Linked DNA regions of Homo sapiens: regions 1, 2 and 3 are each linked to region 4. Evidence: chromatin contacts called from ENCODE Hi-C or POLR2A ChIA-PET data. All regions are on one chromosome and are shown on one strand. Each heading gives the region's core, a stretch centred on a gene start or an enhancer-like site at or near the end of the contact. The rest is flanking DNA. Distances are from core to core; before and after follow the strand shown. Region 1 holds the start of CFAP36 (cilia and flagella associated protein 36). Region 2 overlaps RTN4 (reticulon 4). Region 3 holds the start of RTN4 (reticulon 4). Region 4 holds the start of PSME4 (proteasome activator subunit 4).

Region 1 (6,387 bases), core at 1-2,500, 1.5 Mb after region 4:
AAAAAAAAAAAAAAAGGCACATAATGATCATCTTCATGCATTCAGGTAAGATACTGTGTGCACATTCACAAAATAAAAATAGACTAAAGGATGGTTTATGGAATACTATGCAGTTGCAAAGAAAGCACAAATTTATATTTTTAAAAGATAAAGATATAAGAAAAAAATTCATAACTGTACATATAATCCTATTTATGTAAAAAATATATATATATATATGGTTGTCTGAAGATATTTTGGGACTCCAAACACCTTCACAATGACCACTGAAGACCCCATTCCACAATGGACTCCACCTAAATGCTGAGTTGGAGTTATAATAAGATTTGGTTACCAAGGCATTTATTTAAGTGAGTATTAACTTTGCTCTTGCCCTTGAAAAGCTCCTAATTCTAGTTATCTTTATCCAAGCGTAAGAGATTAAAGACCCGCCTGAAGATACAGATGCAAACTGACCGTAAGACAATCAGCGAGTCTCACACAGCTCGGCTTTGTATTTTCAGACAACCCTTTAATTACAAACGCCTCTGGGCCAATGGTCTGAAAATGGTTGGGACTGAGGTGCTGGGGATACAATGATGAACTGCAGCCGCTGAAGCCCTGTCAGGTGGAGACCCGGTTACCTCAGACCCTCACTGAGCCTTTTCTTTTTTCTTTTCTTTCTTCCTGTTTTTCTTTTGAGACGCAGTCTCCCAGGCTGCAGTGCAGTGGCTCACTGCAACCTCGGCTTCCCGGGTTCAAGCGATTCTCCTGCCTCAGCCTCCCGAGTACCTGGGATTACAGGCGGCGCCACCACGCCAGGCTAATTTTTGTATTTTTGGTAGAGACGAGGTTTCACCATGTTGGCCAAGCTGGTCTCGACCTCCTGACCTCAGGTGATCCGCAAGCCTCGGCCTCCCAAAGTGCTGGAATTACAGGCGTGAGCCACCGCGCCCGTCTACTGCGCGTTTTCTAAACCTTGGCTCCTACGCATTTATCAGAAGAGAGAGCGCAATCTGTCTATGACTTCCAGCCAATAGCTACACTTCTTTTCTCAGCCCTCGTCCACTGTTCTTTTTTAACCAATCAGAAACGTTTTTCAAACGTTTGCCCTCCCCGCTAAGTGCGCAGGCTCCTGGAAAGTTGTCTTCACTTCCGGGCCGCGGTCTAGGGCGGCTACGTGTGTTGCCATAGCGACCATTTTGCATTAACTGGTTGGTAGCTTCTATCCTGGGGGCTGAGCGACTGCGGGCCAGCTCTTCCCCTACTCCCTCTCGGCTCCTTGTGGCCCAAAGGCCTAACCGGGGTCCGGCGGTCTGGCCTAGGGATCTTCCCCGTTGCCCCTTTGGGGCGGGATGGCTGCGGAAGAAGAAGACGAGGTGGAGTGGGTAGTGGAGAGCATCGCGGGGTTCCTGCGAGGCCCAGACTGGTCCATCCCCATCTTGGACTTTGTGGAACAGAAATGTGAAGGTAAAAACCAGAGCCCGAACCGACAATCCTTTTCTCCTCTCTCACACCAGCGGCGGGCAGGGGGTTGGTAACCACAAGCCATCTCTCGTCTCCCCGACCCCCTGTCTCCACCCCTGTCGCAAGGTCTCGTTCCCCTCACCACCTTCTCCACCCGCGTCATCAGGTTTAGAGCTGGTTGTGTGGGAGGAATTCCTTTCACCCTGCCAATGTGTTCCTTCGCAGACCTGAAAACGGGGACCGAGACTCCCCTTCTCTGGGGCCGAAGCGCACGTCCGAAGAACATTAGACTTGAATCGTAAATTCGGTCTCTCACCCTGTCCCGAACGTTTCTGCCCTCGGCAGGTGGACTGTTTGGCTGGGCTTCTTCAACAGCTTTGCCAGACTTGAGAGGAGAAGCGTCGGTTTACCTGAGTTCCTTATGATCCCTAGCATTTCGCCCGGTGTAGTCAGCTTAGGAAATGAGAAATGATTTCACTCCAAACCAACAGTTAACTGCAAAGGAGGGCATGTGATAACTCCAGGAAGCCCAGAGCCGGTGATTTTGGTGGCCTGTGTTCCCCTTGGTGAGCTCTCTACTCTTCGCTATACCAAAAATTGGCGAGGTGGGGCAGGACCATTCTTGGAACAAATGAGGCGTATAGATATGGCATAATATTCCCCGTGAAGGACAGGCATCTCCGGGTTCTGAGCAGTTCTTCAGGCTTGGAGTTCTGCATTCAGTTCGTGGAGACTATTTGCAGCCCATTCGCAGAAAAGGAACCAGAAACCACGTCATATAAATGAGTGCCCAAGCGTTATTGTGGTTGTTTAATCGGGCAAGACTTTGAGGGTAGTAGTATTCATCAATTATTTGAACATCTGCTTTGTGTTGTAAGGTTGAGTAGAATAGAGCTAGGGTCAGTTGGTACAAGCTACAGGGAAACAAATTTCAGTGAAGGAAGTGTTTCATGATAGAATGTATCCAAGATGAGTTAGCCAGCCTCAGAAGGTAATGAGCTTCCCGGCTCCAGCAGTGTTTGAATGGATCTGATAGCGACTTAATAGGGTTAGAGGGATTCAGCTATTCAGCTATCAAATGGTCGGTTATCCTGGATGACCTTTTAAGACTTCTTTAAATTCCAAGATATCATGAATCTGGTAAAGATGAAATTCAGTTTGACCACTGAATCTTTTCATTACATTTTCATTGCTATAATCAATATTCAAATCGTAGTTATTAAAGTGTTATTTTTACAGGTAATTTTTTAACAATGTTCAAAAACAAAATAACTTGTATTTGTACTCCTTTTTTTTTTTTTTTTTTGGGAGACAGAGTGTCGCTCTGTTGCCCAGGCTGGAGTGCAGTGGCGTGATCTTGGCTCACTGCATTGTTTTATACATATGATCATTCAGTAAACACTTGTTTTGATTTTATTTAACTTCATTATTTATCTGTGGTAACAAAAATTGCCTGGTCACTTTCAGTAACATTTACATCAGCAAAATTCCAGTACAATAAAATAATATGGAACCTATTGTAAAAGGATTTAACCATTAACAATAATATTACATTAAAAGTTATGAAGAAATTATTGCCTCATATTGATTGAAATGTGTTTTTGTCTTAAATATGAGGTAGTATTCATTTTAAATATTTTCTCAAGTAGGCAAAAAAGCTTGTTTACAATTAATAGTATATATGTGTGTGTGTGTGTGTGTGTGTGTGTATATTTTTTTTTCTTTTTTTTTTTTGAGATGGAGTCTCACTCTGCCGCCCAGGCTGGAGTGCAGTGGTGCAATCTTGGCTCACTGCAACCTCCGCCTCCTGGGTTCAAGCAATTCTCTTGCCTCAGCCTCCCGAGTAGCTGGGTCTACAGGCGCGCACAACCACGCCTGGCTGATTTTTGTATTTTTAGTAGAGATGGGATTTCACCACATCAGCCAGGCTGGTCTCGAACTCCTGATCGTAGGTGATCCACCCACCTTGGCCTCCGAAAGTGCTGGGATTACAGGCATGAGCCACAGTGCTCGGCCAATAGTATATATTTTTAGATATATTCATTTATATATTTTTAAAAGATAAACCCTAAGAATTCAAAGCTGAAGAGCTAGGTTGACAGTTCTATTTGGAAGGAGTGGATTTTTAAATTTGCATTAATAAAATGATTTGGTTTTTACACTATGTAATATTTTCTTTTAAATTTAGTTTTTGATGATGAAGAAGAAAGCAAATTGACCTATACAGAGATTCATCAGGAATACAAAGAACTAGTGAGTATTTTTTTTCACTGATTTTTAAAAGTAATTAGGCTAATACTACTTATAGCTTTTCTAAATGAAGAAAAATATTTTTACATTAAAAATCCTTAATTTTACAAAAATCCAATCTACCTTAACAATAGTGCCAGTTATATCTGTCTCCACAGGTGCTCTGAATATCTCATTTGGATGACTTATCTCCTCTACTCTAAGGAATGGTTTTACAACTCTTTATGGGTTCTTGCATGTATTCTTTATATCTTATTCTTATTTTGTTGACGCATCCAGGGACATATTAATTATTCACTTCGTCATGGTTGTCATGTGATTTTTTTATTTTTTATTTTTGAGACAGGGTCTTGCTCTGTCACCCAGGCTGGAGTGCAGTGGCACTATCACAGCCTATTGCAGCCTCAACCTCCCCAGGCTCAAGCGATCCTCCCATCTCAGCCACCTGAGTAGCTGGGACTACAGGTGTGCACCACCATGCCCTGCTAATTTTTTTGTATTTTGTAGAGATGGCGTTTCTCTGTGTTTCCCAGGCTGGTGTGGAACTCCAGAGCTCAAGTGATCCACCTGCCTGGGCCTCCCAAAGTGTTGGGTTTACAGGTGTGAGCCACTGCCCAGCCTGTCTTGTGATTTTAAAAAATGCCTCTGGCAGTGGGGCTCAGTGGCTCACACCTATAATCCCAGCACTTTGGAGGCCAAGGCAGGTGGATTGCTTCAGCCAAGGAGTTCGAGACCAGCCTGGGCAACATGGTGAAACTCCATCTTTATAAAAATTACAAAAATTAATCAGTCATGATGGCATGTGCCTGTAGTCCCAGTTGCTTGGGAGGCTGAAGTGGGAGGATGATCTCTTGAGCCCAGAAGGTCAAGGCTGCAGTGAGCCATTACTGTGCCACTGTACTCCAGTCTGGACAACAGAGTAAGACTCTGTCTCAAAAAAAAAAAAAAGAAAGAAAGAAAGAAAAGGCCAGGCGTGGTGGCTCATGCCTATAATCCCAGCACTTTGGGAGGCCAGGGCAGGCGGATCACCTGAGGTCAGGAATTCGAGACCAGCCTGACCAACATGGTGCAACGCCATCTCTACCAAAAAAAAAAAAAAAAATTAGTCGGGCATTGTGGCAGGCGCCTCTAGTCCCAGCTACTCAGGAAGCTGAGGCAGGAGAATTGCTTGAGCCTGGGAGGCAGAGGTTGCAGTGAGCCGAGATCGTACCACTGCACTCCAGCCTGGGTGACAGAGTGAGACTCCATCTCAAAAAAGAAAGAAAAGAAAAGAAGAAAAAAAAATGCCTCTGGGTAGCAGAAGAGTTGTACCACATTGAACTTCATAATCCTGACTTCAACTATTTCTATTAGAAGAAATACAATTTCATGTGATTTTCAGCAAAAATATTAACTTTTAATTTGTGTTTTGGTGAAAGACAATGTCACTGTCATGTAATATGTAGATTAATATTTGCAAAAAATTCGATGATACTTTTCTAAACTAAATACTTAATATGCAAACTGTCATGTAGAATTTTTCTATGTAATTATAAAAGTTAAACTTTGTTTTTTTAGGTTGAAAAGCTGTTAGAAGGTTACCTCAAAGAAATTGGAATTAATGAAGATCAATTTCAAGAAGCATGCACTTCTCCTCTTGCAAAGACCCATACATCACAGGTTTTTGCTTTGTGTTATTCTGCTAACATACAGTTTTAACAAATGCCCAGGGTTAAACACTCACTTAAATTTGAATGTTTGATTGACAAAGTGTAATATTTTAGACATTGTGAGAGGTAGAAAGATAATTCATCACATATGAGTTCTTTTTGAGAGCAACCCTGAAAAATGATAATTTGAGGCATTAATGAACTGATGCAACTCAAAGTGACCTTTCTAAACTCAGAACTAGAATAAGATCACAGGGTTTATACAAACTACTGTTTTATTTACATAGATCTCCAATAATTCTGCAGTTGCTCCTTTTATAATTTTAGCAGATCCACAGTCAGTAGTTCCTGCTGCTGCTTCCTTCTCTTGGAACTACTTGTATTATCTTACTGGTTGTGTAGTGCTAGGCTGAAGTAGTAATACATATGTTATAAACTAATGTTTGTTTTTGTTGTTTTTTTGATATGGGGTCTCACTCTATTGCTCAGGCTGGAGTTTAGTGTGATTGCAGCTCATTATAGGCTCAACATCCCTGGGCTCAGGTAATCCTCCCATCTCAACTTTCCTGGTAGCTGGGACTACAGGTGCCGCACCAGCACACATGGCTAATTTTTTTTTTTTTTTTTTTTTTTTTGTAGAGACAGGGTCTTGCTGTGTTGTCCAGGCTGGTCTTGAATGCTGGGCTCAAGGGATTTGCCCATCTTGGCCTCCCAAAGTGCTAGGATTACAGGCATGAGCCACCACGCCCAGCCTGTAAACTAATGTTTATTGAGGGCTTGTGCTAATTGATATTTTGGGCACTTGACATGTTTTATCTCATTTAATCTTCCTGACACCTCTTAAGAAACTGCTACTATATAACTTCCATTTAGAAATGAGGAAACCAGGCCCGGAGTAGTGGCTCACGCCTGTAATCCCAGTACTTTGGGAGGCCGAGGCGGGCAGATCACCTGAGGTCGGGAGTTCGAGACCAGCCTGACCAACATGGAGAAACCCCGTCTCTACTAAACATACAAAATTAGCTGGGCATGGTGGCACATG
Region 2 (5,971 bases), core at 987-3,486, 1.0 Mb after region 4:
TTTACCTTTTAAATGGGAAGACTATAAAGGTGTTATGAGAATTGTCTATTAGAATTGATTTCAAAGTATGAACTAGTTGAGTGCTTGAAGATATATGAGCTGAATAATTCAGACATTAATATCTCAGCTGATAAGCAATAATTGGGCAAAGAGTACTTATCAGGGAAATTACGTTTCAGGTACCAAAAATATCACCTCTAGCCTTTGAAGGATCAGGCACAAAGTCAGTCTGAATTTTGTTAAACATTGGTCATCATCAGTTCCTTTGCTTTCTAATTCAAGGCCTTCATGTGTATGTCTGGCAATCACTTTGACCTACTTAGTAGGTAACAAACATGATGCCACCAGCTACAGTGATTATTTAGGCTTATGTAACACTATAAATGAAAAGGGGAGTAGTAGAGCACCCCCATTATCTAAAGCGGGGATCAGCAAACTTTCTCTGTGAAGAGCCAGACAGTAGAATTTTAGGTTTTATGGGCCACATAGGGTTTGTGTCTCATATTATTCTGTGTCGTTGTCATAACCCTTTAAAAATGTACACCACCCACTCTTAGCTCCCACACTATACAAAAACAGGCCGTGGCCCAAACAAGCAGTGGTTTGCTAACCCTTGATCTAAAGCATATATCTTTCTCCATGTATTAAACGAACTCTGACTGAATGCTTACTGACCATTAATTAAGCAGTCAAACATTAGTAAGCATATTTATTACAGCTTAGGAAGACACTTTGGATGACTCTACCAAGCAACAGTTCTACAAATAGCAACACTCTGGTCACCCTAACTGAATTTAACTAATGTTCAAGTCAGTAAATATCAGGCATTCTTAATATCTGTCAATTGAAAAAAAATTTTTTTAAGCTGCCGTATTCTTAGCAATTGCTATTGGAACCCCTGGTAGAAAGGTTTGAAGGATGACTTCAGTTAGTAAGGCTTTTCTCTCACAGTTTTATAGACTCCTATTGCTGAAGCTAAATATAACTTTTGCACTTGAGCAAGTTTACTATAGAGTAAGAGAGTTATTTTTATCCATCACTATCCACAAGTCTAAAGGGAAAAGTGTTGACCTTCCATATTTTAGAAGAAATTACTCTAGCAACGAAGATGCCCTTAACATGACAGAAGATAGTAACAAACACAAGCTAAAATAACTCCTCATTTGGTCATTACAGTCACTGACAAGGCTTCACTCCAAGTCCACAGGGGAAAAGCCCAAGACTTCACACCTGAGCCACTGTAGGGGCTCAAATGTCACTTGCCTCTTTGAGAACACTTCCTAAAAGCCAGGCTATCCCAAGACAAAGAGAAGAACACAGGGAGGTCTCAAATGTCCTTAGGGCCAGGCAGGTGACATACATGTATGTGAGAGGCTGGGAGAGAACTGAGGCACACAGTGATATGCATTCTTCCTCTCAAAGGGGCACTTACAACCCTGCTCCATACGCTGTGGCCATGCAAATATTCCAGGCCAGTGTTGCCAGAAATGTACACTTTTGTGTGCTATCATATAATTTTTAAATGTTGCAGCTATGTTGAGAAAACTGAATACTTCGGCGGCCCAAAACAGAAATAGTGGTTAAGTGTATTCAGGGAACACACCACCAGGAGAGAAAGGGGTGGCAGCAAGAACTAACCTAGAGAGTAACCATTATTAATGGGAATCCACCACAAATGATGGATTTGTAACATGGCAGGAATAAGGTCAATAAACACTTTAAAGAAGCAAACAGGCTGCTCTCATTTTGGACTTAACAAATTCTACACGATTCCATGGCAAATACTTTGCAACATTATAGCCAATACTTATTAACTGAAGAGGTCAAAGCTTATCTCTCCATTGCACAGTATCGAGACTGGAGGAAGGAGGCCTAAAATGTAATGAAGATCTAACAAATACTTACTGAAAAGGGGCAAGGGCCACATCTGGTTTATCTTTCTTCCAGGGCAATAAGAGAATTAAATTCACTGTGTATAACACACCTGATTAAAGAGCTCTGCAGATTTGTGATGTTTCAATTTGGGGGAAGGGGTATCTTTAAGGCAAACGGTGGGAGAGTGCTTAGTAAGATCTCAGAAATTACTCTGGCAGTTCTGACCATTTCAAAACTTTCCTGCACTCTCAAACTCTAAACTCTACTTGCCCTTCTGTGTCTCCTTCAGATTCATTCATTAGTTGGTAGTTTGGACTCTCTCTATATCCCCAGCCCACTTCCTTCTAATTTTTCTGAGAGCTCAAGAAACCTGAAAGGAAGCTGTCAAAATGTGAATGTTAACAGCTGCCTATGAGCCTGAGAGCTAGATTTTAGTGTTCTTCTGGGTCAGCTATTTCTGGAGCTCAGGCCGTTTTTTTTTTTTTCTTCCTCTCACTTTCAGATTTAAGATTGTGTTCTGGAACATTATAGTTGCGCCTCAATTACAGAAAAGTAAGAACCTCTGCTGAAAATACCTGGTCTTAGTCCCTAAAAAAGTAAAATTATTAGACAGCTTTTTGGGATTTGAGGTTTCAAAAGACAGGAACCTGCTAAGAAGGCTCAGTCAGACTCAATTAGCCCAAAAGCTGAGCCCAGTAGGCATTGTCATATGCTTTTCTTTCATAATTGCGGGTGGGAAGCGAGGGGAGGGAGGATTTATAGTTTAATGCCACAACTTTTTAAAACAGTGATTTTTGCCATACTATTTGACTAGGAAAATGATCGTTGCTCACTCTATAAATACTTGAAATCTTTTCTAGGACTTAGAAGTTTGTAGTTAATTGCAAAGGAGCAAAACAAACGGAATATTACACAAGAATTTAAAAGGAGAACTCTGCAGAACATGTCTTATTTTTATTCGCCCAAGTCAACCACCAGGAAACTTGGACCAGGCACACGGATACCCATCATTTCACACCGGTGTTTATAAAAGGACTAATGAGCCCTGGAGTTTGGTTATTTTTTTGATCACATTTTGAAAGGCCAGGCTCCTCCTTCACTGCCCCCGCCAAAAGGCAATAAGCAAGGAAAAGGTTTCACATGCTAGCAAGAGCGGCTCTAAAATTTCAATTTCTGAGGAAGATGGTTTCACATGGAAATAGTCATAATTGTAGGCTGGGCATGGTGGCTCACACCTGTAATCCCAGCACTCTGGGAGGCCAAGGCAGGCAGATCACCTGAGGTCAGGAGTTCGAGACCAGTCTGGCCAACTTGGCAAAACCCCATCTCTTCTAAAAATACAAAAATTAGCTGGGCGTGGTGGCGGACACCTGTAGTCCCAGCTACTTGGGAGGCTGAAGCAGGAGAATCACTTGAACCTGGAAGGCAAAGGTTGCAGTGAGCCTAAGATCGCACCACCGCCCTCCAGCCTGGGTGACACAGCGAGACTCTATCTCCAAAAAAAAAAAAAAAAAAAAAAGAGCTAGTGATAATTGTGACCCAGAATCTAAAAATGTAGATATAAATTTGAGGGCACACAACAGATTTTGCATTTATGAAGACAATGAGTTATAGAGATACTTCTTTCAAATTGTTGTTTAAAAACTATTATTTTGTAAACACAGAGCTTGATAAAAATGTCTTTTCTAAATGACAAAAATTTAGAAATGAGAGTAATTTCTACTACATTTTCCTGAAATTAAGATGGTTTCCATTTTCCTAGCTATGAATCATATAAAATCAATGTAATTCCAATAAAAAGCTACTTCCTATAAATTTTAAAAAACTCATTGTTATTTAAATAAGAAAAAACATTCATCTCAACTGGAGAGACTGGAGCTATTAGCAAACTTCCCATAAATTTAAAATCTGACTGTAAGGCATTAAAATAAATCCGTTTAAACAAGGTAAATACATTTTTCCTTATGTTGAAAAAGTAAAAAAAGAATGGGAATTGGAAAAACATTTTTTGCTTGCTTTAGGGTGACAGAATATAACTTTCCCTACCAGTTTTTGTGGCTAAAAGGCAAAAAGTAATACAGTCCACTATTAAGGAACTTAAGATTAAGATTTTAATAATTTTTTTTTTTTTTTTAAACAGACAGGGTCTCACTCTGTTGCCGTGGCTGGAATGCAGTGGTATGATTATGGCTCACTGCATCCTCCACCTCCTGGGCTCAAGAATCCTCTTGCCTCAGCCTCCCAAGTAGCTGGGACTACAGGCATGGGCGACCATGGCTGGCTGATTTTTCAGTTTTTTTTTTTTTATAGAAACAGTCTCACAATGTTGCCTAGGCTGGTCTCAAACTCCTGGCCTCAAGCAATCCTTCCGCCTTGGCCTCCCAAAGTGCTGGGATTACAGGCGTGAGCTACTGTGCATGGCCAGGAAAACCTTCTTCTTTTTAAAATGCTCTCTATATAAACAAAAACTGTGGTGGATAAGTGTGGCCATACACAGAAGTCTCTCTAGAAAGGTAATCCTATCAAGCGTTTTTATAAAAAAGCAAAGTGATTTTTATCAGCTTCCTTTTTTCAATAAAAGCTGTTTTAAGGAAGTATTCAGTATTTCTGTATATTCAATGGAAACAAACACATGGAATCTGTACTACTCATATACAATGACATTAGGAAAGGGTTTAGCTAAATTCTTGTGTGGCAAAATCACAAGGTTTATCGTTTATCAAGGAAGACCTTTCATGTACATTATCAGAGTGTGCACCTGAATTACCAAGGGCTTTACCTTTCATGGGGAGAAAAGGACAGATTCCCTGCCTTATTCATTTGCCTCTAGATTTTGAGATCTAAATGCCAGGTTCACTTTAAGTGCTAACATGATGAGGCAACTGTTACTTATTTGCAGTCCTAAATGAATTGCCAGCTGGGGAAGTCACCAAGCAGGTTTCCTTGAGCTCTGGGCTTGCCAAAAACACAACTCAGGGAAACCAATCAAGTACGTTTTTCTTCTCTTCTCTTTTTAAAAGGATTGCTAATCCTTAAGGATAAATTATAATTTTAATGAAAGTCCTTTTTTTCAATACTAAGAAACAACAAGTGTTCCAGAAAGGAAATCTGTCTCATCATGTGTTACTTTCTGTTACTTTCAAATTAGCAGTCACTCAATGCAAGAACTTATCAAGTTCGATTTCTCTCATTTATGCTAGCTTCCTCATGAATAACATAATTGCTTTTACAAAAAAATGTAGTTTTCAAAAGAAATTAAAATATAAGATTTAACAAAGAAATTATTTCTCAAAACTTTTTTTAAAAAGTCCTCATATTCGATTCTCAAATACGTGTGCAAAACAGAGATTTAAAATGTTTCTTAAGATCTCATCAGCCCCTTTCTAACATTTTCTCTCTCCTCTTGCCCCGTATCTACACAATGGACTGTGTATGGATGAAAATTTTCTCTGAAAGAATAAATAAGTTTTCTTTTGATTAAAGACAAGTGGAAACTTTATACTCAAACTCAGAAAACTAGAGCATAATGAATCATTCCCAGATCAATTTTAAAAATAGATTTATTCAAGAATGACATTTCTCTCAAGAAAAATGTTAAATTGTAGACATATAGCTGCCTTCACTGCTATACTGTGCAAACATCGAGGATGACTTTTGGTGTATCTCTGTTGCCGTGTTTATTGAATCTATAAAAACAACAAGCATCTCTCCTCTCCCCTAAGCTCACCAGGCTTTTCTTTGAAGTCACCTCTCTCCCCCACCAATCTTTGACTACTAAATTCAGAGATGGTCCTTTGCTGTTTGAAGCTCTGAATTACTACTTACAGACAGTATTTCTTCTCAGTCAATTCCTACCCACAAACCATCCATCTTAAGCGGCATCAGTACCTCCTCCTCAATCACTTTTCACACATGTTCTACCCTAGAAGTCAGCTACGTATAGAAGGTAATAATACATGAATAGGAACTGGTTTCCTCTAGGCTGTATGTACAAGGTTCTATTTCATTTGCTCCAAAATATTTTTAGTTGATCTCTTTTGAAACTTATTAACCAAGCATGCCAAACAACATAACCGTAATCTTTTTATTTACAGAC
Region 3 (6,465 bases), core at 1,912-4,411, 1.1 Mb after region 4:
ATTGCACTCCAGCCTGGTGACAAGGGGGAGACTATCTCAAAAAAAAAAAAAAAAAATTCCTGTTTAAAAATATATTTCATATTTTTCTCTTACCTCAGTTTCCCTCAAGTATGTCTTTTTCATAAAGAAAAAGGAAAAGATTGAGTTACTCCTCATCTTCTAAGACCTTTAATATGGCAATTAGTGTTTTGAGTAGTATGGGGGTGAGGAGTCCGTCAACATCAAAATATTACTAAAAAGCATCGCAATTGGCTTATTTTCCCCCATTATGGAGAAGTGAATTGAGAAAAAAAAAAATCAGACTGATTTTCTTTTAAGAAATGAATCACCTCTAACATCCTACAAGGCTATGAAGATTTCCAAGCAGGCAGTTACACTACTTGATTCTTGACCTTTTATACATAAAGGTCCTACTGCTAGTGGGACACTTTCTGTCCCCGAAGTAGCAAGTACTTATGAATGTATCTAATATTATGCATTCTCAATCTCTAACAAACGTGATTTTTTTCGCTTCCAAAATAATTTCCCAAGATGAAAACGGCAATAAAACAACGTGACTAATAATAACATACAATCAGGAACTTAGGTGAATGAAAGAACTTGAAAACTATTTTACAGACCATACATAGTCATGCCTCGCTGAACAGGGGGAACAGGATCTGAGAAATGTATTGTTAGGCAATTCTGTCGTTGTGCAAACCTCACAGTATACTTACAGAAACCTAGATGGTAGAGCCTACTACATACCTATATGTAGGCTATATGGTATAATCAATTGCTCCTAGGCTACTAACCTATACAGGATGTTACTGTAGGCAACTGTAACACAATGGTATTTGTGTAGTGTTTATCTAAACATACCTAAAATAACACTGTACAAAGGATTAAAAGATGGCACACGTGTGCAGGGCACTGGCCATGAACAGAGCTTGCCAGCCTGGAAGCTGCTGTGGACGTGAGTAGTGAGTGAATGTGAAGGCCTAGGACATTACCATGTACTACTGTACAACTTACAGACACTCTACGGTTAGGCTACACTAAATTTATCTTTAGATATATTTTTTCAATAATAAATCAACCTTAGCTTACTGTATCTTTTCTATTTTATAAACTTTTTGGCTCTTTTGTAATAACGTTTAACTTAAAACACAAACACATTTTAAAGCTATAGAAAAGAAATTTTATATTCTTATTCTATAAGCTTTTTTCTATTTTTTTTTTAACTTTTGTTAAAAACTAAGATACAAACGCATTACCCTAGGCCTACACAGGGTCAAGATCAAGACGTCGCTAGGCGGCAGGAATTTTTCAGCTCCATTACAACCTTATGGAGCCACCGTTGCAAATGCGGTCTGTCCTTGACCTAAACGTCGTTATGAGGCACGTGACCGTATTTTGATTCTGTAACCTAAAACATATCCTTCTGAAAAACAGTATTTCTAACCAATATATATGAAAATGTCTGTCTCAAAACATTTCTCTGTGTCTCATGGTAAATCTGCCACGAGTTCAATTAGCCAATTCCTGGCAAGGAATCCACAGGTTTTCCCTTCTTTAGGAATGTCAACCATTTTGCCTTTTATTTTTTTCTGTAAGATTCAATTATGATGCACTAAGAGGCTGGGCCAAGTCCACACTAACAGCAATTCCTCCGACCCTGCAGCTGAAACCCCGGCAGAACTACGCCCCCTCGAACACAATGCCTAGATCCCCTTTCCCTGGCTCGGTTTAGCTGGTGGGGAGCAGTCCACATCACACCCCGGGGAGCTGGGCGGTGGCAGGACTTTACCAGAACTCTCTCCTTCCCATTTCTCCACGCACCACACCACTGGAGGCGCTCTCCCTTCACTGCGGTTGGGTCAATGTGGACGTTTTCCACTCGGCCAGCTCCCCACGAGCACAGGAGGAGGGGGAGGGGAAGCGCAAAGGGGCCACCCACGCCAGCCAGGAGGTGAGGAGGGAGCCCGGGGCAGAATGCAGGCCAACAGACCCGCAGCAAAACTGCACCTTTTCCAAAGGAGCAACCCAGACGGGTAGACAAAAGCACCTCCTAAAAATATCTGGGTGCCAAGGCCTTTCCTTCCTCACCTCGAAGCCCAACCAACCCGATAAATCCACAACCCTGGCTCTCGGGTATATACCCGGCTCCTACTACGGGTGGGTGCCTAACTTCCGAGAATCCGTACGCTGGGCATCACACAGGGTGAAAGTGGGAGCCGGGAGCGGTGCACGTGTTCCCCGAAACCAAGACGGACAATAAGAACAAACCCGGGCTCCAAGGGCCGCCCCACCCTTCTCCCCGCGCTTCCAACCAGACGGGGCGCCATCGCCCCGAAGTCCGCAGACAAAGCGCCCTCGGGGCGGAGAGGAGGGACCAGCCCAAAGCATCTGGGGCTGCACACAAAAGAGGGAGGGGCGCGAGGGGCGGCGCGAAGCGAGAGGTCGCGGCACTCACCCACTGAGCCCGAGGAGCCCCTGCGCTTGGGCGCGGCCGGGGTGGAGGGGGGCGCGGCGGGAGCCGGGGCTGGCGGGGTCCACACGGGCTCTGCCTGGGGGCTCACGCTGGCCGGGGGAGGAGGGGGAGGCCGGGCCGGAGGCTCGTCGTCCTCAGGGAGCTTGGAGGGCGAGACTGCGGCAGCAGACAGCGGGGATGGCGCGGGCACGGTCGACGACACCGGGCTCGGGTCCCAAGACGGCTGCCGCTCCGGGGCGACGGGGGGAGCGGCCGGCAGGGGTCCCCGGGGCGCCGGCGGCACGAAGTCATTTCCGAAGTCCATCAGGGGCGCGCCGGCGGCAGGGGCGGTGGGCACTGGGGCCGCGGACAGCCCGGCGGCGGGCTTCCTCTCCAGCACCTCCAGCTCCTCCAGGTCTTCGTCCTCGTCCTCCTCTTCCTCCTCCTCTTCTTCCTCCTCGTCCTCGGGCTCCCTCACGAACTGGTACTTGAACGCGGGCTGCGGCCGGGGTGGGCTGTCCGAGGACGAGACCAGAGGAGACTGGTCCAGGTCTTCCATGGCTGGAGGGTGGAGATGATGCTGCAGCTGCTGCCGCCGCCGCCGGGGCCGCGTCTCAGAGCCGCGGGCGGTTGTGGGGGTTGGGGAGGACTGAGAGGGGCTGGGCCGACTGAGCCGAGGGACCTACTGTGGTGACGGCTCCCGGAACAATGAGACTGCTCCTCCTGCCTCCGCGCCGGTGATGCGCCACCCGCCCTGTCCCCACTTGCCGCCGCCGCCCAGATGAGCTAGGAGTGAGGCCAGCGGACTCTCCGCCCAGTTTGGCGTGACTCACCCTCCCCAGGGGAGGGCAGGGACTGGCGCGGGAGGGAGAGAGCCAATCGGCTACAGGATCGAGAAGATAGGCGACCAGCCGGGCCAACAGAAAGGGAAGGAGATGAAAGTGGGTGGGGACTACGGCACTTCCTCTCTCTTACCGGCTGGGATTGCGTTCAATGGGCGGGGCTGAGAGCTGGGAGCTCCACCCCCACTTTGGGTAACCGTGAGTTGGGGTGGGGTCTTGGCCTTGCCCGCAGCTGGCGTCCGTATGTCGTTAGAGCACTGGGAAAGGGGGCGGGCTGCTGGCTGGGAGGGGTCGGCGCGGTTTCTGGCGCGCCACCGGAAGGGCGTTATCCTGGGGGAACTGAGAGTGGAAACTTTCCTCCCGGGAAAGGAAGAAACCCGACTGGAGAAAGGTATTAGCGGGACTGGGAAGTGGGCCCTAAGGATTTTTAAAGATTTTTGAAATAAAAGATTATTTGTTCACTCAAAGTTCCAAACTACATCACTACTACTACCACCCTAAAATAAGAAAAAAATTGTTTTTTGACAGTTAGGCTCACTCAGTCTAAACCGCAGCCCCCGAAATTGGGAGGAAAACAGCTGTGCTGAATTAACTAGGGATCTGGGGCCGACCATTTGAAAGTCTGCTCTTCTTCCAAAGAGAGTTTGGGGCCTTGCCTGCTGGACTCTTACATGGTAAGAGAGTGAGTCACCCAAAGAGAGAGGCAGCGGGGAGACAGGAAAGTGGAAATACAAAGATGCCTTGGAAAGCTAATTTGGTTCACGTTACATTTCAGTCACCTTAGGTTCATGAGTCAACATTTCGGATGATTCAGGCTTTCTGGGAGTCAGGAAGCCCCATAGTCATTGGTTTGATATGCAGGAATAAGCATGATCCCCATTCCACTTTTTATGAGGCTGGAGAGTTTAAAGAGAGTAGTTGCAGAACATCTTTGTAAGAATCAGGATCCTTTTATCTTTCTGATTTACCTTTCAAAAATATTCACTGCATGCCTACTCTGGAGGCCCTGGAGAGAAGAGGATAACCTGCTTTCAAGTTGCTCAAAGTCTAAATCTGTGCTGTACCTGACAGGTACTGGCTACTTGTGGCTACTGATTGAACACTCGGAATGTATGTAGCTAGGCTGAAATTAGATGTGCTGTAAGTGTAAAATGCGCACTGGATTTCAAGAATTAGTACCTCCGAAATGTAAAATATCTCAGCTTTCCTGTTGACTGAATGTTGAAATTGATATTTTGGATATATTGGGATAAGTATAATATTATTAAATTAATTTTACTTGTTCCTTTTAAAGCAGCTTCTAGAGTTTTTTAAATACATAATGGCTCACATTATATTTCTTTTGGACAGTGCTAGTCTAGATTAATAATTAAGAAAGTTTGATTGCCATGGGGAATCACTGGCAAATTCTTAGCTCCAACTAATTTATATTACTGTGGCTTAATTTGGGTATTAAAAAAGAAAAGTAAGAGTTGGAGGGAGGGATAAATAGGTGGAACACAGAAGATTTTGGGGGCAGTGAAACTGTTCTGTATTATCCTGTAATGGTGGATACATAACATTATGCATTTGACAAAACCCACAGGACTATACAACAGAAAGAGTGAACCCTAATGTAGACTATTGACTTTAGTTAATGATATATCAATATCAGTTCATCAGTTGTAACAAATGTACCACCTCAATGCGTTATGTTAATAATAATAGAGGAAACTGTGGTTAGGGGGCAGGAGTGAGAGTGTATGGGAACTCTGTACTTCCTGTTCAACTTTTCTGTAAACCTAAAACTGCTCTAAGAAATAAAGTTTATGAACCTTTAAAAAAGGAAAAGAATAAAGATTTCCTGGCAATGTTACTTGATTGGGTTAATTATCAACAATATATTCAAGACCTATCACATTAATTCCACGGAGAACTGGCTTTATTTGTGCAAAACGTTTGTGACTTGCTTTGAGTTTGGTGTTATTTTTTGGAGGGGTTGGGAAGAGTAGGAAGAGAGATGTATTGATGTAGAATTTTGGGGCGGGAAGTTAATGCCAAATGAATTTAAACAAAACAAATTTCTACAATGGTGACTACAAGAGACATATTTGAAGTCTTTGTCAAATATTTATCAAAAATTATAAAAAATTTGCCTGATTTTCAACCAATTGCATAAACATACAAAAATATACTAACAGTATTTTATGATACGACCTTTTCTATTGTCACAGTTTAGCTATCAGCAGTCTTCCCCGCATGCTTTTCCCACTATGACTGTTCTGAAATTCCTTAATGATAAGTTTCACAGGGCCTTTATGTATGTCTAATATAAACAGGACTTACGTTATTTGCAAGTTGTTTATATGATATTTCTGCATTCATATATCCCTGTACCTACTACTACTAAAATAGTCTCAAAGGAGTATCTTTAATCAAAGTTTCACAAAAGAATAATTATAAATAGTAGATTTACAATTTTAATAGGAAATAGCAGTTAATATTGATGCAATAATATAAGCACTATCTGGTGCAGAATAAAAATAAATTTTATTAATCTCAGTGACTTCTAAAAAAATAAGTATTTGATAGATAGATGAGTAAAGAGTTTGCCCAGCTTTCATAGAATGATCAACAAAGCAAAAAGAAAGGAGGCTGTTGCTGCTCTACCACAATTAAAAGTAAAGCTAGTTATACATTGTTGTAACTAGATGTAAATATCACTATCACTAACAAAATTCTGGTGGACATTTGAACCAGTTAAAAGAAAAATGCACATTCTAGATACTAATAATAGTTTTAAAATAATTATTCAATAATTTATATTTGAAAATAGCTTATCAGACGGGCACCGTGACTCATGCCTATAATCCCCGCACTTTGGGTGGCTGAGGCGGGTAGATCTCTTGAGGTCAGGAGTTTGAGACCAGCCTGGCCAACATGGTGAAACCCCATCTCTACTAAAAATACCAAATTAGCAGGGCATGGTGGTGCACACCTGTAACCCCAGCTACTTGGGAGGCTGAGGCAGGAGAATTGCTTGGACCTGAGAGGCAGGGGTTGCAGTGAGCCAAGATCATGCCATTGCACTACAGCCTGGGTGAAAAGAGCGAAACTCCATCTCAAAAAAAAACAAAAAAAAAAAGAAACAAAGAAAAGAAAATACCTCATCAGAAGTAGAAGATTAAAGTT
Region 4 (6,873 bases), core at 2,783-5,282:
GTGCTGGGATTACAGGCATAACAAAATCAAGTTTTAAGAATACCTTTCTTCAACTCCCTTCATTCTCTACATGGGCCATACAAGTTATCTACCAATATTTCACTCACAGTGTCCATGAGCTGTCTGCCATTGTCCAAAGACCATTAATTTGTTCCTACTTTCTCTAATTTGTTTCAACTTCTCTGATTTGTTTCTTCCCTTATTAAAAATTTCCCTTGTGATGTGTTACATCACACAACCTCTCTTGACCAGACAGTTCTAGTACTTTAAATTGTCTGTACAGGAAAGCCTCTATCACATGGCCAAGTATTTAAAAATATAGAAATAACCTTTCTTCAGAGATGTTAAACAGACCTGCAAGTTTCTAAATGGACTGAACTACTAAAAATGAAGAAAAAAGTCAAAAAGAAGGCTGGGGCGGTGGCTCAGCCTGTAATCCCGCACTTTGGGAGGCCGAGGCACACAGATCACCTGGGTTCGAGACCAGCCTTGCCAAAATGGTGAAACCCCGTCTCTACTAAAAATACAAAAATTAGCCAGGCGTGGCAGCGCACAACTGTAATCCCAGCTACTCAGGAGGCTGAGGCAGGAGAATCGTTTGAACCAGGGAGGTGGAGGTGGAGGTTGCAGTGAGCCACGATAGTGCCACTACACTATCTTGTGTCTGGGCAACAGAGTGAGATTGTCTCAAAAAAAAAAAAAAAAAAAAAAAAAAAAAAGTCAAAAAGAGGGACCAAATGTAAAGCCTGAGAACCTTCCAAACCAGAACTTGGTCCCAAACACACCTCTGATGTCCAGATTACGGGTGCACATTTCTGATCAGCAAGATAGTCCCACTAACTCTCAACTGCATTTACACTTTGGTCTTTAGGAATGTACTTGATCTATGCAACTGTTTCCAGTATTTTACAAATTATTCAAACAGTTCTTGTAGAAAGATACACACAATGACTGATGTGAAGCTTGACAGGATTAAAAAAATAAAACTGCAGAATACCAGAGTAGAAATGCTTCTCAAGAATTTAGTCCAGGCCGGGTGCGGTGGCTCACACATGTAATCCCAGCACCTTGGGAGGCCGAGGTGGGCAGATTGCTTGAGGTCAGGAGTTCAAGACCAGCCTGACCAACATGGTGAAACCCTGTCTCTACTAAAAATACAAAAAAAGTAGCCAGGCATGGTGGCACTCGCCTATAATCCTACCTACTTGGGAGGCTGAGGCAGGAGAATCGCTTGAACCCGAAAGGCAGGGATTGCAGTGGGCCAAGATCCTGCCACTGCACTCCAGCCTGGGCAACAAAGCAAGACTCCACCTCAAAAAAAAAAAAAAAAAGAATTATTTAGTCCAATCCCCTCATTTCACGCACAAGCATACTGAAACACATGATTAAGTAACTTTCCCACAGTCTCAGAGCTAGTGGGAGAAACTAGATTTTCTTTTCATTACCACTTTCTATTCTACAAAGTACTAAATATGATCACCACTCAGCTTTCGTCACACGTTTTGGCATTATTCAGATGTTCACTTATGCAACACAGAAGGCTTAAAAAACAACAAGCACAACTATGAACAGGTCACCTTAACATGACTTAGGAAAAAAACACACCCAAGATCACAACATGTCCCACCGCATTCAAAATGTCTCATAGTGCAATATCAAGAATCAGTTTCCAGCATCTAACCACTATTCCAAAATAAAATTCTACCCAGTAGCATTTCTTGCTGGTTATTTAGCTATAAATGGTTATGGGTTCATGGGTATTAAGCCATCAGCTATCTGCAATCCAGCCCTAAACACCAAACATTAGCTCCATTGTTATTTTTAGCCCTTTCTAGGTACAAACTTTTATCTAATAAGCCAAAACAATAACAAAACTCGGAGTGCTAATTTACCAAACTTGTTAACAATAAATACTTTAGAAAACAATGCTTAACTATGCCTTGGTAGATTCTAGGTTTATAAATCCAAAGCAGATATGCCTTCACACCATGGCATATTTATATAATGTACACTAAAAAAAGCTGTTTGCGTCCCCAAAAATGGTAGGTATTCTCTGGCAAGTCTAATCCAAGTGATTAAAATGGGGAATTACTGTAACAAAGTGACTATTTTTACTGTGCCTGAGCAACACAAAAACCTAGGAGTCTCACTTGAAAAAGCATTTGGATTTTAACTATTTATAAAATATTCTTTTTTGACTAAACGTGGTTCTCCCTGTTGCATTCCTGCTTCTGCCGCCCCTCACCTCCATTCTCCTAAGGATCCTAACACGAAAAACTTCATTATACTCTAGTCAAGGGGAGAGCTGTTAACCTTGACATTTTATGATCACTCTCTGAAGAGGGCAAATTACATGTTTTAGTTTTGCTTCTTTTTAATTAAAAAGGTCCCACCCACCCCTCAAGTGGAAATGAGAAATTTGTCAGAGGCCCCTTAATAATTGGCAGATGAGAATCATCCAGTGAATATACACAAAACTATTACAAAACCCTGAGTCATCACTCAGTTCAATCAGCAGCTTTGGGTAAACACTGAATGAGTGAGTTATGTCTTGTGTGTTCACCCGTCCATACCCACATGCGTGAACATACCATGTTACTAGATTTTATGTACAGTTAACCAAACAAGATACAGCAAAATTCTTTCTTAAAAAGCTCTTCGGACACAGTAAAGATGCCCATCCAGCAAGTAAATGTAACCTTTTTTCCCCCACTGTATTTTCACTCGTTTTTTTTTTTTTTTTCCTAATTTCAGTGACACTATAGTTTGAAGCTAGTTTACAAACAGAACTCCTGAAACTGATTTAGGTAATCTCTTAATCTGAGTAACTCAAAAAATTAACACAAGCCTGATACTAATATCGCCCTGGACATCCTGACAGTGCTCTTCCCTACTTTCCTCAGTATCTTAAATGTCTCTCCAAAAGAAATGTCACAACAGGAGCAACACACAATCCAAAACAACACTGTCCACATAAGACGTTAAGCTCAAGAATGAGGTCTGACTTTAAACGACCCTTTTCGATCAACTCCGCCAGGTCTGAGAGGGCCCCCAAAAAGCAAAACCCTTAAGTTTCCCTATGGTCTTCTCTCCATTCAGAAAGTTACTAGACGCCAACGGAGATGCGAAGAGGCGGGGATCGTAGGGGAAGGAAGAACCGGAGGAAGCAAGGAGACAAGTCAAGGAACTCCCCCAAAGACAAATTCTCTTTGCCCCGCCTCTCCCATGCGCAAAAGTCCACGGAGGACCCTTGAGAAAGGCTCACCTCTCTCCCTCGGGGCCGGGGCCCTTGGGCTACCCAGGGCCCCCCAGGTGGGAAGACAACAACCCGAACACTTCGGGAGAAGCAGATGCGGAGGACGTAGAGGGATGGTAAAGACCCGGGAAGTCCCGTAGGAAAGTGGCAGGGAGGACGGCTTGAGTACTTCACAGGCTCTGTCACGACCCTGGGATCACCGCTCGGGGACAGCTCCAGCGAGGACAGAGCTAAGGGTCCAGCCCTCTGGACAAAGAGCAACCATCCCCGACACCTCTCACTGAGCCTTTCCCCCCGGCCCGGCCCGCAGGCCCGGGCACACTTACGTGGAGAGTTTCCTGGTCCAGAAGAGGCCCCCGGGCCACAGCTCTTGGAGCTGCACGGCCCGGCCCAGGTTGCATTTGATCTGGGCCAGCTGCAAGTCGGACTCGGCGTCTAGCCGCTCCGCGTAGGGCAGCAGCTTGTTGTAGACGATCTCCTTCTGCGGGACGAAGCCCCGCGGGCCCGGCTCGGGACGCCCGCCCGGCTCCGGGGGCTCTCCGACTCCCGCCCGCTCGGCCGGCTCCATGAGCCCAGGGACACCCCCCCCACCCCCTCCCACCCGAACCCTCCCCGGCCCCCACCCCTCTCCGGGCTCCGCCTCCTCCGCGTCTTCGTCGCCCTGCGGCCGCTGGCGGCCCGTCGCCCTCGGACCGATCGCTAGGCCCCCTTCCCTGGCCGGCGTGCTGCTGGGCCCCACGCGGCTCTCAGTTCGTTGGCGGCGGCAGCGGCCGCTCTGCCCGCCCCGCACCGGCTCTGCTGGTGACGCTGCAGCCGCCGGGCCCAGAGGTTCCGGACCGGCCTCAAGTCACTTCCGGGGCGGGGCGGGGCGGAGCGACGGCGTCGGGGGAGGCGGTGGTGGCGGCAGCTGGAGCCCAACGGGCTGCGCCTTCTTCGCCGTGGGCCCGGCTCGGAGCCCCCACCCCAGGCCTCACCGGCCCAGCGCGAGGCTGCCTCACCGGAAACACGAGGCCGAATTCCAAGCTATTGTCCTGCTTCGCCGGGGGTCGCGCACTCCAAGCGGCAGCCCACTGGAGTCCCAGTCGCCACGACAGGCGGCAGCCAGGTCGGCCTGGTCCCCCTAGCCGAGCAGCCCCGGCTTCTGGGTTAGAGGGGTTTATGGAAAAGCCTACGTACCCACTTGCTCCTTATAGATTTATTTACTCCATCCCGCTTGTTCCTTATAGATTTAATTTTTCTGTCCCCTTTAAGTCCCCATCTTTCTGGTATTCTGGCCGCCATCATTCCAAAGAAGAAAATAGTTACTCGCTGAACAAATGCTATTTGAACAGCTGTTTTGTGTGTAAGGCGCTCAGTTTAGGCTATTGAGATAGAAAGTTTAACCTGGTTTCCGCCCTCCCAAGGACTTAGTCTAGCAGAGATAAAGACGTGAATTACAAGATAATGCTCTTAATTGCTAGATAAGTACAAGAATCCTTAGGAACTCTACAAAGAAGTTGAAACTAGGGGGTTTGAGAGGGTGTCATTTTCCTAGAAGTGATACTTAATTTAAGCTATGAAGGTTGAGTGCAAAGTTGGTTAGAAAAAGGAGGGAGGAGGACACGTATTTCAGCTGAGAGAACAGCTTTGACGCTGCAAGCATGTATTCTAAAAATTCAAAGTTCAAAATAGCGTAAGAGAGGGGACGGAGAAATGAGACTGAGAAGGCAATCCTAAGGAATTCAGAGCTTTATCCTAGAGACAAACTTCCAAAAGATTTTAAGCATAGCAGTGGGATGATATAATTTACATTTTTTAAGAATTACTCTGGCGGCCGGGCGCAGTGGCTCACGCCTGTAATCCCAGCACTTTGGGAGGCCGAGGCGGGCGGATCACGAGGTCAGGAGTTCGAGACCAGTCTGGCCAACATGGTGAAACCCCGTCTCTACTAAAAATACAAAAAAGTTAGCCGGGCGTGGTGGCGGACGCCTGTAATCCCAGCTACTCGGGAGGCTGAGGCAGGAGAATCGCTTGAAACCGGAAGGCGGAGGTTGCAGTGAGCCAAGATCGCGCCAGGGCACTCCAGCCTGGGCAACAAGAGCGAAACTCCGTCTCAAAAAATAAAAGGGCCAGGCGCGTGGTGGCTCACGCCTGTAATCCCAGCACTTTGGGAGGCCGAGGCGGGTGGATCACGGGGTCAGGAGATGGAGACCATCCTGGCTAACATGGTGAAACCCCGTCTCTACTAAAAATACAAAAAAATTAGCCGGGCATGGTGGCGGGCGCCTGTAGTCCCAGCTACTCGGGAGGCTGAGGCAGGAGAATGGCGTGAATCCGGGAGATGGAGCTTGCAGTGAGCCGAGATCGTGCCACAGCACTCCAGCCTGGGTGGCAGAGCGAGACTCCGTCTCAAAAAAAAAAAAGAGTCACTCTGGCTTCGTCTGGAAAATGGGTTGGAACTGACAAGATTGGGAACTGGAGGACCCTTTAAGGTGTGACATAATCATGGCCTGGATGTCAGTTGAAATTGAGAGCTACTTCAGCAGAATGGCTTGGGCTTAGTAGTTGACTGAAAGTGAAAAATTAAAAAGGAAAGAGACAAGACGACGCTGGGTAGATAGGTGAAGTCCTTCACTGAGATAAAGAACACAGCAGAAACAGCTTGGGAGGCAGAATGCCTATGGGATGGGTATGTTGACATATGTATCAGGAGGGTGATCTAAACTGAGATGCAGATTAGCGTGTAGATGGACGACAGGAGGGAAGGAAATATACAGTATGAAAAAATAGGGCCCTTCACAAATCTCTGAGGAGCCCCACATTTAAGGACAGACAGAGAAAAGGAAGGTAGGCCACAAAGAATATTCACAAAAAGCAGAGAGAGGAGGAGTTCTAGGAAACTGGGTGTCTCATGGAGAAGCGAACAATCCTACCTTAGGTAGCTAACAGGTCAAATGAAGTGAAACCTGAAAGGGTTTATTGGATAGTTTATTGATAAAGCGCATAAGAACAGTGTCGTTGGAGTGTAGAATAGAAATCTGATTATGGTGACAAAGGACAAATGGGAAGTGAATAAATAGAGGCAGCAAATATGGACAACCTTTTAAAAAATAATGGGGTAGGGAGAGCCGGAAAGAGATGAGTGTCAGGCCTCTGAGCCCAAGCTAAGCCATCATATCCCCAGTGACCTGCATGTATACATCCAGATGGCCTGAAGCAACTGAAGATCCACAAAAAAAGTGAAAATAGCCTTAACTGATAACATTTCACCATTGTGATTTGTTTCTGCCCCACCCTAACAGATGAATGTACTTTGTAATCTCCCCCACCCTTAGGAAGTTTCTTTATAATCTCCCCAACCCTTAAGAAGGTTCTTTGTATTTCTCCCCACCCTTGAGAATGTACTTTGTGAGATCCACCCCCTGCCCCCAAAACATTGCACTTAACTCCACCACCTATTCCAAAACCTATAAGAACTAATGGTAATCCCAACACCCTTTGCTGACTCCTTTTTCAGACTCAGCCTGCCTGCACCCAGGTGAAATAAACAGCCATGTTGCTCACACAAAGCCTGTTTGGTGGTCTCTTCCCACGGACGCGCGAGACAATGAGGAGGTACTTGGAATAAAAGGAGGGAT

What was found. A loop is a pair of places that touch in the nucleus more often than their neighbours do. ChIA-PET counts read pairs that join two places held with the same protein, here RNA polymerase II (POLR2A). Pooled maps may share reads with other maps.
Region 1: a loop to region 4 is called in a map of B cell, with 4 times the contacts of the local background. The contact joins the promoter of CFAP36 here to the promoter of PSME4 in region 4. A Hi-C loop is called at or near these places in 3 of 168 maps with a recorded cell type or tissue (B cell, CD4-positive, alpha-beta memory T cell and naive thymus-derived CD4-positive, alpha-beta T cell) and 11 of 50 pooled maps. POLR2A ChIA-PET finds 5 or more read pairs at or near these places in 1 of 52 experiments (OCI-LY7).
Region 2: a pooled map shows a loop between it and region 4 (4-fold over the local background). The contact joins the enhancer-like site here to the promoter of PSME4 in region 4. A Hi-C loop is called at or near these places in 2 of 50 pooled maps. POLR2A ChIA-PET finds 5 or more read pairs at or near these places in 3 of 52 experiments (GM12878, OCI-LY7 and activated T-cell).
Region 3: a map of ascending aorta shows a loop between it and region 4 (9-fold over the local background). The contact joins the promoter of RTN4 here to the promoter of PSME4 in region 4. A Hi-C loop is called at or near these places in 3 of 168 maps with a recorded cell type or tissue (B cell, ascending aorta and naive thymus-derived CD4-positive, alpha-beta T cell), 4 of 37 single-sample maps with no recorded cell type and 21 of 50 pooled maps. POLR2A ChIA-PET finds 5 or more read pairs at or near these places in 3 of 52 experiments (MCF 10A, activated CD8-positive, alpha-beta memory T cell and naive thymus-derived CD4-positive, alpha-beta T cell).

Annotation. Positions count from the first base shown.
Region 1 is chr2:55,518,468-55,524,854 of GRCh38, forward strand. CFAP36 (cilia and flagella associated protein 36) reads left to right here and starts at 1,251. Exons shown (of 10, transcript NM_080667.7): 1 at 1,251-1,449; 2 at 3,635-3,699; 3 at 5,254-5,355. The coding sequence starts at 1,335. RefSeq lists enhancers at 552-601, 1,782-2,031.
Region 2 is chr2:54,975,060-54,981,030 of GRCh38, forward strand. The region is part of intron 5 of RTN4 (reticulon 4); the gene reads right to left. Among named protein-coding and RNA genes, the nearest start is that of RTN4, 72 kb to the right of the region's middle. Within about 2 kb of position 2,237, at least 3 of the 41 ENCODE cell types and tissues checked have a DNase peak (open chromatin) inside an H3K27ac peak, as active enhancers do; they include GM12878 and OCI-LY7, where a contact is called at or near this core.
Region 3 is chr2:55,047,290-55,053,754 of GRCh38, forward strand. RTN4 (reticulon 4) reads right to left here and starts at 3,162. Exons shown (of 9, transcript NM_020532.5): 1 at 2,456-3,162. The coding sequence starts at 3,011. RefSeq lists enhancers at 2,168-2,980, 2,943-2,992 and silencers at 2,483-2,602, 2,743-2,802.
Region 4 is chr2:53,966,961-53,973,833 of GRCh38, forward strand. It overlaps PSME4 (proteasome activator subunit 4), which reads right to left and starts at 4,033. Exons shown (of 47, transcript NM_014614.3): 1 at 3,583-4,033. The coding sequence starts at 3,824. It also overlaps a transcript of ACYP2 not described here. RefSeq lists enhancers at 2,881-3,645, 3,912-4,206, 4,502-4,551 and silencers at 3,702-3,901, 3,876-4,037, 3,912-4,301.